2 separate regions of the Homo sapiens genome follow, and region 1 is linked to region 2. Evidence: chromatin loops called from intact Hi-C (ENCODE). Cell type or tissue: natural killer cell. All regions are shown on one strand.

Region 1 (8,000 bases), 160 kb before region 2:
GTAGAGATGGGGTTTCGCCATGTTGGCCAGGCTTGTCTCGAACACCTGACCTCAGGTGATCCACCCACCTCGGCCTCCCGAAGTGCTGAGATTACAGGTGTGAGCCACCCCACCTGGCCACATGCATGTGTCTTTATGGAAGAATGATTTCTATTCCTTCGGGGATATACCCAATAACGGGATTGCTGAATCAAATAGTATTTCTGTTTTTAGTACGTTGAGGAATTGCCACACCGTCTTCCACAATGACTGAACTGATTTACACTCCCACTAACAGTGTATAAGTGTTCCTTTTGCTCTGCAACCTCCCGAGCATCTGTTATTTTTTGACTTTTTAGTAATAACCATGCTGAGTGGTGTGAGATGGTATCTCATTGTGGTTTCGATTTGCACCTCTCTAATGATCAGTGATGTTGAGCTTTTTTTCCTGTTTTTTTTGGCAGCATGCCTGTCTTCCTTTGAAAAGTGTCTATTCGTGTCCTTTGTCTGCTTTTTAATGGGGTGGATTTTTCTTGTAAATTTGCTTAAGTTCCTTATAGATACTGGCTATTAGATCTTTGTCAGATGGATAGCTTGCAAATATTTTCTCACAATGTGTAGGTTGTTTGTTCACTCTGTGGATAGTTTCCTTTTCTGTGCAGAAGCTCTTTAGTTGATTAGATCCTATTTGTCAATTTTTGCTTTTGTTGCAATTGCTTTTGATGTCTTTGTCCTGAAATCTTTGCCTGTTCTTATGTCCAGAATAGTATTGCCTAGGTTGTCTTCCAGGGTTTTTATAGATTTAGGTTTTACAGTTAAGTCTTTAATCCATCTGAAGTTAATTTTTGCATGTGGTGTAAGGAAGGAGTTCAATTTCTATCTTCTGCACGTGGTAGCCAGTTATCCCAGCACCACTTATTGAATAGGGAATCCTTCCCCCATTGCTTGTTTTTGTCAGCTTTGTCAAAGCTCGGATAGTTGTACGTGTGGCCTTATTTCTGGGTACTCTATTTTTTTTTTTTTTTTTTTTTTGAGACGGTGTTTCTTCTCACCTAGGCTGGAGTGCAGTGACATGATCTCAGCTCACTGCAACCTCTCCCTTCTGGCTTCAAGTGATTCTTGCATCTCAGCTACCCGAGTAGCTGGGATTACAGGTGTGTGCCACCATGCCCAGCTAATTTTTGTATTTTTATTAGAGAGAGGGTTTCGCCATGTTGGCCAGGCTGGTCTCGAAATCCTGACCTCAAGTGATCTGCCCGCCTCGGCCTCCCAAAGTGCTGGGATTATAGGCGTGAGCCACTGTGCCTGGTCAACTGAGTTCTCTATTCTGTTCCATTGGTCTATGTCTGTTTTGGTTACTGTAGCCCTGTAGTATAGTTTGAAGTTGGGTAGCATGATGTTTCCAGCTATGTTATTTTTATTTTATTATTTCTTTTTGAGACAGAGTCTTGCTCTGTCGCCCATGCTGGAGTGCAGTGGCACGATCCTGGCTCACTGCAACCTCTGCCTCTCGGGTTCAAGTGATTCCCGTGCCTCAGCCTCCCAGGTAGCTGGGATTACAGGCATGAGCCACCACTTCCAGCTAATTTTTGTAGTTTTAGTAGAGATGGGCTCTTGTCATGTTGGCCAGGTTGATCTCGAACTCCTGACCTCAGATGATCCTCCCGCCTTGGCTTCCCAAAGTCCTGGGATTACAGGCATGAGCCACTGCGCCCGGCCCAGCTTTGTTCTTTTTGCTTAGGATTGCCTTGGCTATTTGGGCTCTTTTTTGGTTCCATATGAATTTTAAAATACTTTTTTCTAGTTCTGTGAAGAATGTCAATGGTAGTTTAATAGGAATGGCATTGAATCTATAAATTGCTTTGGGCAGTATGGCCATTTTAACGATATTGCTTCTTGCTGTCCATGAGCATGGAATGTTTTTCCATTTGTTTGTGTCATCTCTGATTTCTTTGAGCAGTGTTTTGTAGTTCTTCTTGTAGAGATCTTTACCTCATGGTTAGCTGTCTTCCTAGGTATTTTATTTTCTGTTGGCAATTGTAAATAGGAGTGCATTCCTGATTTGGCCCTTGGCTTGACTGTTGGTGTACAGGAATGTTAGTGATGTTTTGCACTTTGATTTTGTATCCTGAGACTTTGCTGAAGTTGTTTATAAGCTTAATGAGCTTTTGGACTGGGAGTATGAGATTTCCTAGATATAGGATCATGTTGTCTGCAAACAGGAATAGTTTGATTTCCTCTCTTCCTATTTGGATGCCTTTTCTTTTCCTTCCTTCCTTCCTCTCTCTCTTTCTTTTCTTTCTTTTCCTTCCTTTCTCTCTTTCTCTCCCTTCCCTTTCCTTTTTCCTTTCCTTTCTCACCTCTTTTCTCCTCTCCTCTCCTCTTTTTCTCCTGCCTAACTGCCCTGGTCAGGACTTCCAATACTATGTTGAATAGGAGTGGTAGCAGAGGGCATCCTTGTCTTGTGCCAGTTTTCAAGTGGAATGCTGCCAGATTTTGCCCATTCAGTATGATGTTGGCTGTGGGTTTGTCATAGATGGCTCTTATTATTTTGAGGTATGTTCCTTGAATACCTAGTTTATTGAGTGTTTTTAACGTGAAGTGGTGTTGAATTTTATCAAAAGCCTTTCCTGCTTCTATTGAGATAATCATGTAAGTTTTGTCTTATTTCAGTTTGTGTGATGAAACACATTTTTTGTTTTGCATATGTTGAACCAACCTTGCATCCCAGGGATAAAGCCTACTTGATCGTGGTGGATAAGCTTTTTGATGTGCTGCTGGATTCGGTTTGCCAGTATTTTTTTGAGGACTTTTGCAATAATTGATTCTTTTTTTTTCTGTCTTATGTTATCCTTTGTTTCTGTTTTTATTCATTTTCAGGAGTTGCTTTTTCCAACTTTTTAATTTAATTTTAAATAAGTAAAACATTTACATTGTTCAGAAGTCAAAATTATATAAAAGTGACACTCAAAGTCTTGTTCCCATTCCTCTCTTTTCTACCTTTTCTTAACCTACTTCTTCTAAATAACCATTTTCATTAATTTCTGGTTTATTCTTCCTGTGTTACTTTATGCAGAAATAAGCCTCTATGCGTGTGTATGTGTGTGTCTCTGTGTGTCTGTGTGTTATGTTTTTCCTTTTATATAAAAGATACTCTTTCGGGCCAGGCGCGGTGACTCACGCCTGTAATCCCAGCACTTTGGGAGGCCTAGGCGGGTGGATCACCTGAGGTCAGGAGTTTGGGACAAGCCTGGCCAACATGGTGAAACCCCGTCTCTACTAAAAATACAAAACATTAGCCGGGTGTGGTGGCGAGCACCTGTAATCCCAGCTACTCGGGAGGCTGAGGCAGGAGAATCACTTGAACTCAGGAGGCGGAGGTTACAGCGAGCCGAGATCGTGCCACTGCACTCCATCCTGGGTGACAAGAATGAAACTCTGTCTCAATAAATAAATAAATAAATAAATAAATAAATAAATAAATAAATAAATGGATGAATGAATGAATGACAGATACTCTTTTGTATCTTGGTCTTTTCACTTAATAATATAGAAACCTCTACATTTCATTTCATATTCCTTGTTCTTCTTTAGCGCTGTATGGGTACTCTATTGCGTAGATGTAACATTCTTTATTTAACCTGTCTCCTAAGGAAAGGCAGTTAAATTGCTTCCAGTCTTGAGTTGTGAATAACACCGCAGTAAATAACCTTGTCCTTTAAAAAAATTATGTGCATAGGTGTCTTTTAAAGGTGAGTTCTCAGAACCAGGGCATATGTAATTTTTTTTTTAACCTGATGTGAAATCCCCCCTCAAAGGGGTTGTCACTCTTGCCACCCCACCAGCAATGTGTGAGCACTTCTGTTTCTTCACAGCCTGGCCAACAGAGGGTGTGTGAATCTTCTGAATTTTTGTTAACCTCATAAGTGAGAAATGGTGTTTCAGTGTCGTTTTAAATTTGTATTTCTCATATAATGAGTCAAGTGGAGTGTGTTTTCATATGCTTAAGGGCCATATATATATATATATATTTTTTTTTTTTTCTGTGAACTGTCTTGTCTTTTGCCCATTTTTCTACTGGATTATTAGCCTTTTTAGTCTTGATCTTTTAAGAGCTCCTCACGTATTATGGAGATTAGCTCCTCGTGATAAATTGTAGTTATTTCCTTTCCTTTATCATTTGACATTTGACTTGCTTGTGGTAGTTTTGTCGTGTGAAAGTTTTTTTTTTTTTTTCCTGAGACGGAGTCTCGCTCTGTCGCCCAGGCTGGAGTGCGGTGGCGCGATCTCGGCTCACTTCAAGCTCCGCCTCCCGGGTTCACGCCATTCTCCTGCCTCAGCCTCCCAAGTAGCTGGGGCTACAGGCGCCCGCCACCATGCCCGGCTAATTTTTTTTTGTATTTTTAGTAGAGACGGGGTTTCACCGTATTAGCCAGGATGATCTCGATCTCCTGACCTTGTGATCCGCCTGCCTCAGCCTCCCAAAGTGCTGGGATTACAGGCGTGAGCCACTGCGCCCGGCCGAAAGTTTTTTTTTTTTTAAATGAAGTTGGCTGTCAATCTAATTGCTTCCATATATTTAGTCATATCTAAGTTTTTGCTGTTTGCAGGTTATAAAAAATTTATTCCTGCTTTCTTCTATTAAATATATGGTTTCATCTTTTACACGAAGGGCTGCTATCTATTTAACTAGTGTCATCTTCTTGGACAGTTAGATTCTTTCTAATTACAAATGATTTTTCAGTATAGCCAAATTATTGCCCATGTTGAAATAAATTCTTCAATGTAGACTTTCTGGATTTGGGTTGTATAACATTTTAAGCCTTTTGAACACATATATTGCAGAATGACATTTCTACACCAATTTTGATTATCTTTTAAAAAAATCTCTACTAGGTAAAAATACTATGTTACAGTAGTTTAATATGCATTTTTTATTAAGTCTTGAATATCTATTCTTTTTTTTTTTTTTTTTTTTTTGGCCAGATGGAGTTTTGCTTTTGTTGCCTAGGCTGGAGTGCAATGGCACAATCTCGGCTCACTGCAACCTCCGAGCCTCCCAGGTTCAAGCGATTCTCCTGCCACAGCGTCCCAAGTAGCTGGGATTACAGGCACCCGCCACCACGCCTGGCTAATTATTGTATTTTTAGTAGAGATGAGGTTTCACCATGTTGGCTAGGCTGGTCTCAAACTCTTGGTCTCAAGAGATCCTCCTGCCTTGGCCTCCCAAAGTGCTGGGATTACAAGCGTGACCCACCGTGCTCAGCCTTGTTTCTTAATTTCAAAGTTTTCTTTTTATATATGTTAACTATATTAAGCTTTGATCTGGTATATTTAGTATAAATGCTTTCTCTATTAACTTGATTTTGTAAGTGACATTGTAAAACATGTACCGGTTTTTAAATTTTATTTGAAATTATCAGCATGTTTGTTGGTGATCTTTTCTAACGGGGGAGGGGATATCATGCTTAAAAAGGCCTTTTACATGCAGAGGTTTTATAAATACTTAATTATGTAAATTTTCCTTAAGCTTTTTTTCTGTTATTTTGTTTTGTGTGTGTAAATCTTTGAAATACTTGGTGTTTACTTTGGTGTGTCATAGCTATCTAATTTTATTTTTTCCCCATTTGTTAAATTATGAATTTCTTTCCCTCATATGAAATAGTTCATATTTAATTCACTGGATTTTTATACAGCTACATTGTTTCTGGGCCATTTGTTATGTTGCACTACTGAAGCTGTTGGTGATTGCCAGCATCAGCTATTGTAGTTTTTTGTAATCACTTTATATCTGATTAAGGCCCCTATGAACATTATACATATTCATGGTTTTTATTTTCCTTCATTTATCCTTCTGTCAGAGTAATTTTCTAAAACTTCATTTAAAAAAAAAAAAACCAAACTGTGCTGTGCCTTAATTATCACCTCTTCTGCAATAAAAGAATTCCAAATGGAATTTCAAGTAGACATGTATGTTTATAGATTTAAATTGGGGAAAACTTACATTTTCACAATATTGAGCGTTTCCTTTTGTTTCTTCAGCAGTATTTATTGCACAGTTAACTATGTGCCAGGCACTGTGCTAGATATTTTTTAGATTTTGTTGGTATTGTTAATGAAGTTTTAAAATAACAATTTAAAAAACTCTCCCTAGGTATTACTTAAATTTAGGAATGCCCTTGATTTTTTTTCACTTTATGACTAATGACCATATTGAATTCTTCTACCGTTTTTTTTTTTTTTTTTTGAGATGGAGTCTTGCTCTGTCGCCCAGGCTGGAATACAGTGGCATCATCTTTGCTCACTGCAACCTCCGCTTCCTGGGTTCAAGCCATTCTCCTGCCTCAGCCTCCCCAGTAACTGAGATTACAGGTGCGCACCACCATGCCCAGCTAATTTTTGTATTTTTAGTAGTGACAGGGTTTCACCATGTTGGCCAGGCTGGTTTTGAACTCCTGACCTCGTGATTCTCCCACCTCTGCCTCCCAAAGTGCTGTGATTACAGGTGTGAGCCACCACACCTGGCCTCTACTGTTTTTAATAGTCTTTCAGCCCGGCCTCTACTGTTTTTAATAATCTTTCAGTCTGGGCGCGGTGGCTCATGCCTGTAATCCCAGCATTTTGGGAGGCTGAGGTGGGTGGATCACCTGAGGTCAGGAGTTCGAGACCAGCCTGACCAATATGGTGAAACTCTGTCTCTACTAAAAATACAAAAATTAGCTGGGCATGGTGGTGGGTGCCTGTAGTCCCAGCTACTCAGGAGGCTGAGGCAGGAGACTCGCTTAAAACGGGAGGCGGAGGTTGTAGTGAGCTGAGATCACTCCATTGCACTCCAGCCTGGGCAACAGAGCAAGACTCTGTCTCAAAAAAAAAAAAAAAAAAAATATATATATATATATATATATATATAAAATAATAATAATCTTTCAGTTGATTCTCTTAACTCTTCCAAGTAGACTATTATCAATCTGCAAATAATAATAATCTCATCTTTCCTTGTAGTCCTTGTATTTTTCTTTAATTTTTCTTATTGTATTGGTTAGAACTTCTAGAGCAAAGTTAAATAATATTGTAGTTAAGGCAGTAGTGTTCTATTCTTAGTTTTTCTTTCTTTTTTGTGTTTCTTTTGTTTATAATTTCCCCTGTACTGTACTAATCATATGTTTATTCTGTTTTTAATTATTAACACCATGAGCTTTATTACTAGATTTTTCTAACATCAAACTGTTCTTAAATTACTAGAATAATTTCTACTTGTTGATAGTATATGGTCCTTTTTAATGTAATTCTGAATTTGCTTTGCTAATATTTTTTGAAAAGATTTTTACATTTATAATTCCTAAGTAAGATTGACATGTGGTTATCTCTGTCAGTGCTTGTTACCCAGGTTATGGTAGCTTAAAATGTGAATTAGGCTTTCCATCTTTTTTTGTGCTCTAGAAAGTGTCTTTAATTATGATAATGACATTTTTTCCTGATTACAAAAGTGATCATTTTCTTATAAAATATTAGAAAATCCCACTACTTAGATAGAACCATGGTGCTTTCATGGTTTCAATGTTTGTATTTAGTTCCTGGGTTGTTTTTTCTCTGTTTGGGTGATATTTTATTTTATGACTTGATGTTTTTTTCATAAGCTGTGATGGATATCTTTCTATGTGAACAAATAGAGATTTGAGCCATAATTTTTAATGGCTACATACTCCGTCTTTCATCTCCCAAATGCTTTTGTCTTTGATTTTGTGGACTCCTCTTCGTAGGCCTGGTGTGTGTGGCGCCTTTTTGTTTGCTTGTTTTGCCCTTTTATCTTTTTTTTTTTTTTGAGACGGAGTCTCGCTCTGTCGCCCAGGCTGGAGTGCAGTGGCGCGATCTCGGCTCACTGCAAGCTCCGCCTCCAGGGTTCACGCCGTTCTCCTGCCTCAGCCTCCCGCGTAGCTGGGACTACAGGCGCCCGCCACCGCGCCCAGCTAATTTTTTGTATTTTTAGTAGAGACGGGGTTTCACCGTCGTCTGGATCTCCT
Region 2 (8,000 bases):
GCCCTCCTTGCCTCCAAGTCTTACCCCTCAGAACCAGTGCTTATGATTCTTTTAGTGGTTTATGGTAAAGTGTCTATAGTCCAATATACACTTGACCCGGGAGCTATGCAGCTCCACTTATACATGGATCTTTTTCAATAAACATATTGGAAAAATTTTTTGGAGATTTGTGACAATTTGAAAAAACTCTCAGATGAATTGTATAGTCTAGAAACACTGAAAATTTTTAAGAAAAAGTTAGCTACGTAAAAATGCTAAAAATATATGCAGATGCTCATCTATTTTATCATTTGCTACTATAAAATATACACAGATCTACTTGCAAAGTTAAAATTTATCAAAACAGATGCACACAAACACAGATCATGTATGGCATCCTTCACAGTGGACAGAAATGTAAACAAATGGAAAGATGCAGTATTAAATCATGCTGCACAAAATGAACTGTAGAGCATACTGTGATAATGTAGTAATTTCATAGTCACCTCCTGTTGCTATTGAGGCAAGCTCAGATGCTGTGAGTATCCACTTAAAATGCTGCTCTATGATGTTAATCATCTCTGCCTGAGCAGTTATCGCTCCAGTAAATTGTATACCACAGTACAAAAAAAGTGGCCCCTTGAACTTCTCTCTTATTTTTTGTGTTTAGTGCAATAATATAAACACTGAACAACACCATGGGACCCATACAATGTGATACTAGTGATTCACCCTGGAAATGCTCCCAAGAAGTAAAGTTATGACATTACAAGGAAAAGTTGAATTGCTTGCCATGTACTGCAGACTAAGGTCTGCAGCTACAATTGCCCACAATTTCAAGATAAATAAATCCATCATAAGGATAATTATAAGAAAAGGAAATACATGAAGCCGTCACTGCAGCTATGCCAGCAGGTGCAAAATCCTTGCACTTATACCTTTTAATCTCATATTGAAAATGCAGCTATTCTGTAGTGCAGGATTGCTATAAGAAAGGCATATCTATACACGCTAATGTGATCTGAGAAAAAGCAGTGTCATTCTATGACAACTTAAAGCAAAAGGAAAGTGAAGGATCTGATCTAAAGCTGGAGAATTTAATGCCAGTAACGGATGGTTTGATAATTTCAGAAAGAGGTTTTGTTTGAATCATGTCAAGATAGTAGGTGAAGCAACTTCCATCAACCAAGAGGCAGCAGACAAGTTCCAAGATGTCATTAAGAAAATTATCAAGGAGAAAGTATATCTGCCTGACAGATTTTCATTGCAAGTGAGTGACCAATTCTGGTGGGGGGAAAAGCCAAACATGACATTTACTAGTAAGGAAAAGAATCAAGCATCAGAATTTAAGGCAGGAAGGGTTAAGCTAACTCTACAGTTTTGTGCAAATGCATTTGGGCTTATGATCAGGACTGCCCTTATATCTAAAGCTGCTAACCTCCAAGCCTTGAAGCAAAAAGTTGCTCATCTTTTCGTTGTACAAGAAGGCCTAGAAAACAAGAGCCCCTTTTCCAGATCGATTTCATTGATGCTTTGTCCCTGAAGTCAGGGAGTACCTTACCAGTAGGGGACTGCCTTTTAAAGTTCTTTTGATACTGGACAATGCCCATGGCCATTCAGAACCCCAAAGGTTCAACACTGAAGGCATCAATGTGTTCTACTTGCTTCCAAACCCAAGGTCTCTAATTCAGACTCTAGATCAGGGGGTCACAAGGACCTTTAAGTCTCATTACACGTGGTACTCTACAGAAAGGATTGCCAATGCTATGGAAGAGAACCCCGATAGAACATCTTGAAAGTCTAGAATAATGACACCATTGAAGATGCTATTGTTATGACAGAAAAAGCTATGGAAGCCATCAAGCCCAAAACAATAATTTCCTGCTGGAGAAAACTGTGTCCAGATGTAGTACATGACTTCACAAGATTTACAACAGAGCCAAACAAAAAAATCATGAGAGAGACTGTGGAGAGGCCAAAAAAAAAAATTGGGGATGTGGGTGGAGGTTGAAGGGTTTCAAGATAGGGATCTTGGAGAAAATCAAGAGCTAACAGACACCACACCAGAGGAATTAACATAAGTTGACCTGATGGAGATGTCTGCTTCCAAACCAGTGCCAGACAACGAGGAAGAAGACATAAAAGCAGCAGTGCCAGAAAACAAACTGGCTAAACGATCTGGCAGAAGGGTTCCAGGGATTCAAGATGGCTTTTGACAGGCCAGGCGCAGTGGCTCACGCCTGTAATCCCAGCACTTTGGGAGGCCAAGGCAGGCAGATCACGAGGTCAGGAGATCGAAACCATCCTGGCCAACATGGTGAAACCCCATCTCTGCTGAAAATACAAAAATTAGCTGGGTGTGGTGGTGTGTGCCTGTAATCCCAGCCACTCGGGAGGCTGAGGCAGGAGAATCACTTGAACCTGGGAGTCAGAGGTTGCAGTGAGCTGAGATCACGCCACTGCACTCCAGCGTGGTGACAGAGCGAGACTCCATCCAAAAAAAAAAAGACTACTTTTGACTTCTTTTATGACATGGACCCTTCTGTGATAATGTGCACTGAAACTAAAGCAAACAGTGGAAGAAGGATTGGTATCATATAGAAACATTTTTAGAGAAATGAAAAAGCAAAGAAGTCAGGCAAATTACAGTGTATTTCCATAAAATTACACCAAGTGTGCCTCCCTTTCCTGCCTCCCCTTCTACCTTCTTCACTTCCTCCACCTCTGCCACCTGAGACAGCAAGACCAACCCCTTTTCTTCCTCCTCCTCAGCCTACTCAATGTGAAGATAACGAGGATGAAGACTTTTATTATGATCCACTTAATAAATTGGTAATATATTTTCTCTTCCTTATGATTTTCTGAATATTTCCTTTTCTCTAGCTTACTTTATTGTAAGAATATAATGTATAATACATATAACATATACAAAATATGTTAATTGACTGTTTATGTTATCAGTAAGGCTTTCAGTTAACAGTAGACGGTTAGTTAAGTTTTGGGGGAGTCAAAAGAGTTGTATGTGGGCCGGATGTGGTGGCTCACTCCCGTAATCCCAGCACTTTGGGAGGCCGAGGCGGGCAGATCATGAGGTCAGGAGTTCGAGACCAGCCTGGCCAACATGGTGAAACCCCGTCTCTACTAAAAATACAAAGAATTAGCCAGGCGTGGTTGCAGACTCCTGTACTCCCAGCTAGTCGGGAGGCTGAGGCAGGAGAATTGCTTGAACCCGGGAGGCAGAGGTTGCAGTGAGCCGAGATCGTGCCACTGGACTCCAGCCTGGGCGACAGAGCGAGACTCCATCTCAGGGGAAAAAATAAAAAAAAAAAAGTGATGTTCAACTTTGCTGGGTGTCGGCACCATAACCTCCAAGTTGTTTAAGGGTCAAATGTAGTTGAATGTCTATTTCTAAATAATATGCTGCTATTTCTTAAATGTTTTCAGTCTTCGACATCTGTTGACTTCCTCCTAAGGAAGATGTTAATCTAACTTGAAGTAAGTCTACACACACACACATTTCCTACTTATGCCATCGCACACACATGTCAGTGTTTTCAGTGTTGAATCAGTGTTTATTGTTCTATGATTATGTAAATGTCATTCACAACTGAGCCATGGTGTGTACTGCAATTAGATTTTATTTCTTTATGCCCTTTTCTCTAAAGTAATTGCTTCTGTTTAAAACTTTGCATAGTTGTCTTTATCGATACTTTCACCACCAGTCCCCCATACCTGTGATAGAATTGTGAAATTCCTCTCTAGATTGATATGGTGTTTGTAGGTAGCCTGTCAGTTTCGTCTTTTGATTGGAGACTCCTCCCTCCCCTGATTCCTTTATCTCCTTGGTCCAGTCTGGACAGACTCTTATGGAGTGTCCCTGTACCACCAAATCCCCTTATCCCTACAATGCCCTTTGTCTCTTTTGGATGTCAGTCCTCTATATGATGGGTTTGTGATGTTCATGTCAGGAGGGCTGTGGCGAGGCAGTCACCAGACCGAAGCTATGAATTCGTGAAGCTCTGCTCGTTGTCTGCTATGAGCTCACAGTTGGGATGGAGCACCCTTGGATATTCTCCGTATCCATAGTCACTGATACAGCCTGGCATTAGCAGGAAGAAGAAAAACACACAAGCACCCAGGATTCTGGAGCAACCCTTTCCTCTTGCATTTTCCCTCTATCGCCCTCTGCTGCGAAAGTTAAGTTTAGCATCATGCTCACTGCAAAGGAGGAATTCTTAGAGTTCAGCCAGTTAGTGCAGAGTAGGTATTGAAGGGTGAATTTGGAGCTGAGAGGTAATTAATTGTTAACTGACATAGAGGAATAAAATACAATGCAAAGTGTCGGTCTCTTGATACATTTTATAAAATTGGGACATTTTCAAGTCAGCAATTGTTTAATGAGTGGGACGCCCCTACCTCATTTTTGTTGCACTGTATTATGTGTAGTACTTTGTATTTGGATTTCTTCTCTATGCTTGGAAAGAAATGCAAGCAGCAGTGTTGGAATAAAATGAGATATATTAGTAAATGATTTAAAAATATATTAAAAAGGCTGGGTGCGGTGACTCACGCCTGTAATCCCAGCACTTTGGGAGGCCGAGGCGGGCAGATCACCTGAGATCAGGAGTTCGAGATCAGCCTGACCAACATGGAGAAACCCCGTCTCTACTAAAAATACAAAAAATTTGCCAGACATGGTGGTGCATGCCTGTAATTCCAGCTACTCAGGAGGCTGAGGCAGGAGAATCGCTTGAACTCAGGAGGCGGAGGTTGCAGTGAGCCGAGATCGTGCCATTGCACTCCAGCCTGGGGAACAAGAGCAAAACGCTGTCTAAAAACAAATAATAATAAATAAATAAATAAATAAATAAACAAAATACAAGGGCTATTGAAAACGTACATATAATCAGAAAATCAAAGATACATGGGCCAACTGTGGCTCTAAGAGACCTGCCTGTAAATCCCTGCCTCTGGAAATTGCTGGTACAGAGCTCTTCCCTTCACATCCCCCCTTTAGAAGGGTGAAACGCACCTAAAAAAATATGTCTGAAGTGTGAAGACTAGGTGGAAAATGGTAGATAACTTTTCCACAAAGGAGGAATGCTCTCTTGTAAAGTAGAGAAAACCTCTTCAAGTTACTTGTTTTTTTAAAACAAGAGTACATGGTTAACTTTGGCTTTCTAACTGACAGATGTCATGGAACTCAATCTGTCAGCATCTCAGTCTTACCCAACTATCTGGGCTTCGTCAGAGATCTCCTATAAGAAAGAGAAATATGGAGAAACCAAGGTGATGTTCCTATGGAATGAGAAGAATGCAGACTATATTTAGTCTGGAGTTAGACCTGAAATTTGAGACAGGAGAGGCATGAGCTTCTGAGTAAAGCATTCAGACTGAAATCCAGAGACCCGTCTTCTCCTGCCCTAGCACTTATTAGTGAGGTAACTTGGACAAGTTACGTAATCCATGTGGGCCTGTTTTGACATCTATAAAATATTCTAACAGCTCCCTGTATATTTTTCCGGATTGACAGGAGTATCAGATGAGACAATAAACAATTTGTAAAATGGTTAGAGTGCTTCAAAATTGTATTACCATCATCATAACTACTTTTAAAACTATTCATTTATATGAAATCGACTGAAAACAGAGTATAAGACCTAACTTAGAAATAACATAAGTTTATGAATTTCATAAAAAGCTAGTCTGTTTTGTTGAGATACAAGAGGAAGAACCCAGAAATAGCATTCTAGACTTTCTCAATCTCTAATTATTTTTAGATTTAAATACTTTGTTCTAACTATAAGAATTTGAAATTAGAATTTGCTCTAAATATTCAATAGCAGGGGCAGATATGGCAATGTAAGGCTGTGATCCTGTTAGCATTTCTGAGTCCAGAAGGAAAGGAAGTTTCTCAGGCTGACATATCCTAAGATCTGGATTTGAAATGTAGGCTATTTTTCAAAGAGAGCAGAGTTCTACTAGTTCGGGTCTAGATATTTCATGAGAGATTCTCTAGAAGCTGGAATGATAAAATAGAGATATAAAAACTGTACAGCATTTTCTATAATTGTGAGGGGGGAAACGTTAGCAAATGACCTTGGCTCACAGTTGGAGGTTGTATTCTGATCCAAGACTTGAAGTTAGATAATCCATGATTGTAACCAACAAGATACAACAGAGCAAAAGTAACCACTGTACATTTTTATAACAATTGAAATAACATAGTTTTACTTTAATAGCATTTAAATAATTCCACTGACTCGGCCGGGCGCGGGTGGCTCACGCCTGTAATCCCAGCACTTTGGGAGGCCAAGGCAGGCGGATCACCTGAAGTTGGAAGTTTGAGACCAGCCTGACCAACATGGTGAAACCCTGTCTCTACTAAAAATACAAAAATTAGCCAGGCGTGGTGGTGTGTGCCTGTAATACCAGCTACTCGGGAGGCTGAGGCAGGAGAATCGCTTGAACCTGGGAGGTGGAGGTTGCAGTGAGCCGAGATTGCACCATTGCACTCCAGCCTGCGTGACAGCGCGAGACTCCATCTCAAAAAAAAAAAAATAAATAAATAAGCCTGGTGCGGTGGCTCACACCTGTAACCCCAGCACTTTGGAGGCTGAGGCAGGCGGATCACAAGGTCAGGAGATCGAGACCATCCTGGCTAACACGGTGAATCCCGTCTCTATTAAAAATACAAAAAATTAGCTGAGCGTGGTGGCGGGCGCCTGTAGTCTCAGCTACTCGGCAGGCTGAGGCAGGAGAATGGCATGAACCCGGGAGGCGGAGCTTGCAGTTAGCCAAGATCGCGCCACTGCACTCCAGCCTGGGCGACAGAGTGAGACTCCGTCTCAAAAAAAAAAAAAATAATAACAACAAATTAAATAAATAAATAATTCCACTGCCTATGCAGAAGCCCCCAAGTTATTATAAAATGTATATATAACATACAGGCACACTCAACTGGATCATAAATTTGGCCTAATAAGCTACCATGTTCATTTTAGTAACTATTCATTAAATATTTACTTAATATTTTGGAAGACACTTATGGAGTAAACTTGAATGATCTCATCTTTCTTTCTTTCTTTCTTTTTTTTTTTTTTTTGAGACAGAGTCTCTCCCTGTTGCCCAGACTGGAGTGCAATGGCGTGATCTTGGCTCACTGCAACCTCTGCCTCCCGGGTTCAAGTGATTCTCCTGCCTCAGCCTCCCGAGTAGCTGGGATTACAGGCACGCACCGCCACACCCAGCTAATTTTTGTATTTTTAGTAGAGATGGGGTTTTGCCATGTTAGTCAGGCTGGTCTCGAACTCTTGACCTCAGGTGATCTGCCTGCCTCGGCCTCCCAAAGTACTGGGACTACAGGTGTGAGCCACCGCACCCGGCCGGATCTCATCTTTCGAACAAAGCAAAACAAAACAGGACAAACAGGGCAGGCTTGGGATGTTTGAGCTGACGCCCACTTTTTCTTTCTTCGACATTTCTTTCTGAATGTTGTGAGAAAGCTGCCAGAATCAGACAGGTTGCACTACAGACCCAGCTTTGCCACTCCTCAGCTCTGTCACTTTGCGCAAACCACTTAACCTTGTTGAGCTTCACCTTTAGTAACACTTGCCTCACATGCCAGCCTAAGGATGAATGGAAACAGTACCTTGCTCATAGGAGCCACTCGGGAATTGTTATGATCCCTTAGTATGTTCTCACTCTTCCATGTAAATAGGGATGCTGTGAGAATGGAAGAAATGGGCCTGCTGAGATTTTTTGGAACCTGAGGTTCATGTGGATATATATATAGTGGAAAAATCAGTTGGCGACATGCCTGAATCTATTGCTGCACCCTTTCCTGTTCCATTTATCATTTTCTCTGTCCGTATGTGAATACTGTACTGTCTTGATTACTGTAGCTTTTTTTTTTTTTTTTTGAGCTGGAGTCTCACTCTGTCACCCAGGCTGGAGTGCAGGGGTACCATCTTGGCTCACTGCAACCTCCACTTCCCAGGTTCAAGCGATTCTCATGCCTC

The links. A loop is a pair of places that touch in the nucleus more often than their neighbours do. Peaks named below come from ENCODE experiments on the same cell type or tissue, not always from the same donor. Only the 100,000 strongest peaks of a DNase experiment are listed, where the experiment ranks them.
Region 1: it touches region 2 in a loop (11-fold over the local background); 3 of 110 quality-filtered maps call a loop at or near these places.

The regions. Positions count from the first base shown.
Region 1 is chr17:9,558,624-9,566,623 of GRCh38, reverse strand. The region is part of intron 2 of STX8 (syntaxin 8); the gene reads left to right. Among named protein-coding and RNA genes, the nearest start is that of STX8, 13 kb to the left of the region's middle. In natural killer cell, no CTCF peak of the experiment used is centred here; a DNase peak (open chromatin) is centred at 393; H3K27ac peaks cover 1,458 bases.
Region 2 is chr17:9,398,950-9,406,949 of GRCh38, reverse strand. All of the region lies in intron 6 of STX8 (syntaxin 8), which reads left to right. Among named protein-coding and RNA genes, the nearest start is that of STX8, 170 kb to the left of the region's middle. In natural killer cell, CTCF peaks have their summits at 3,938 and 4,137 (motif pointing left); a DNase peak (open chromatin) is centred at 4,159.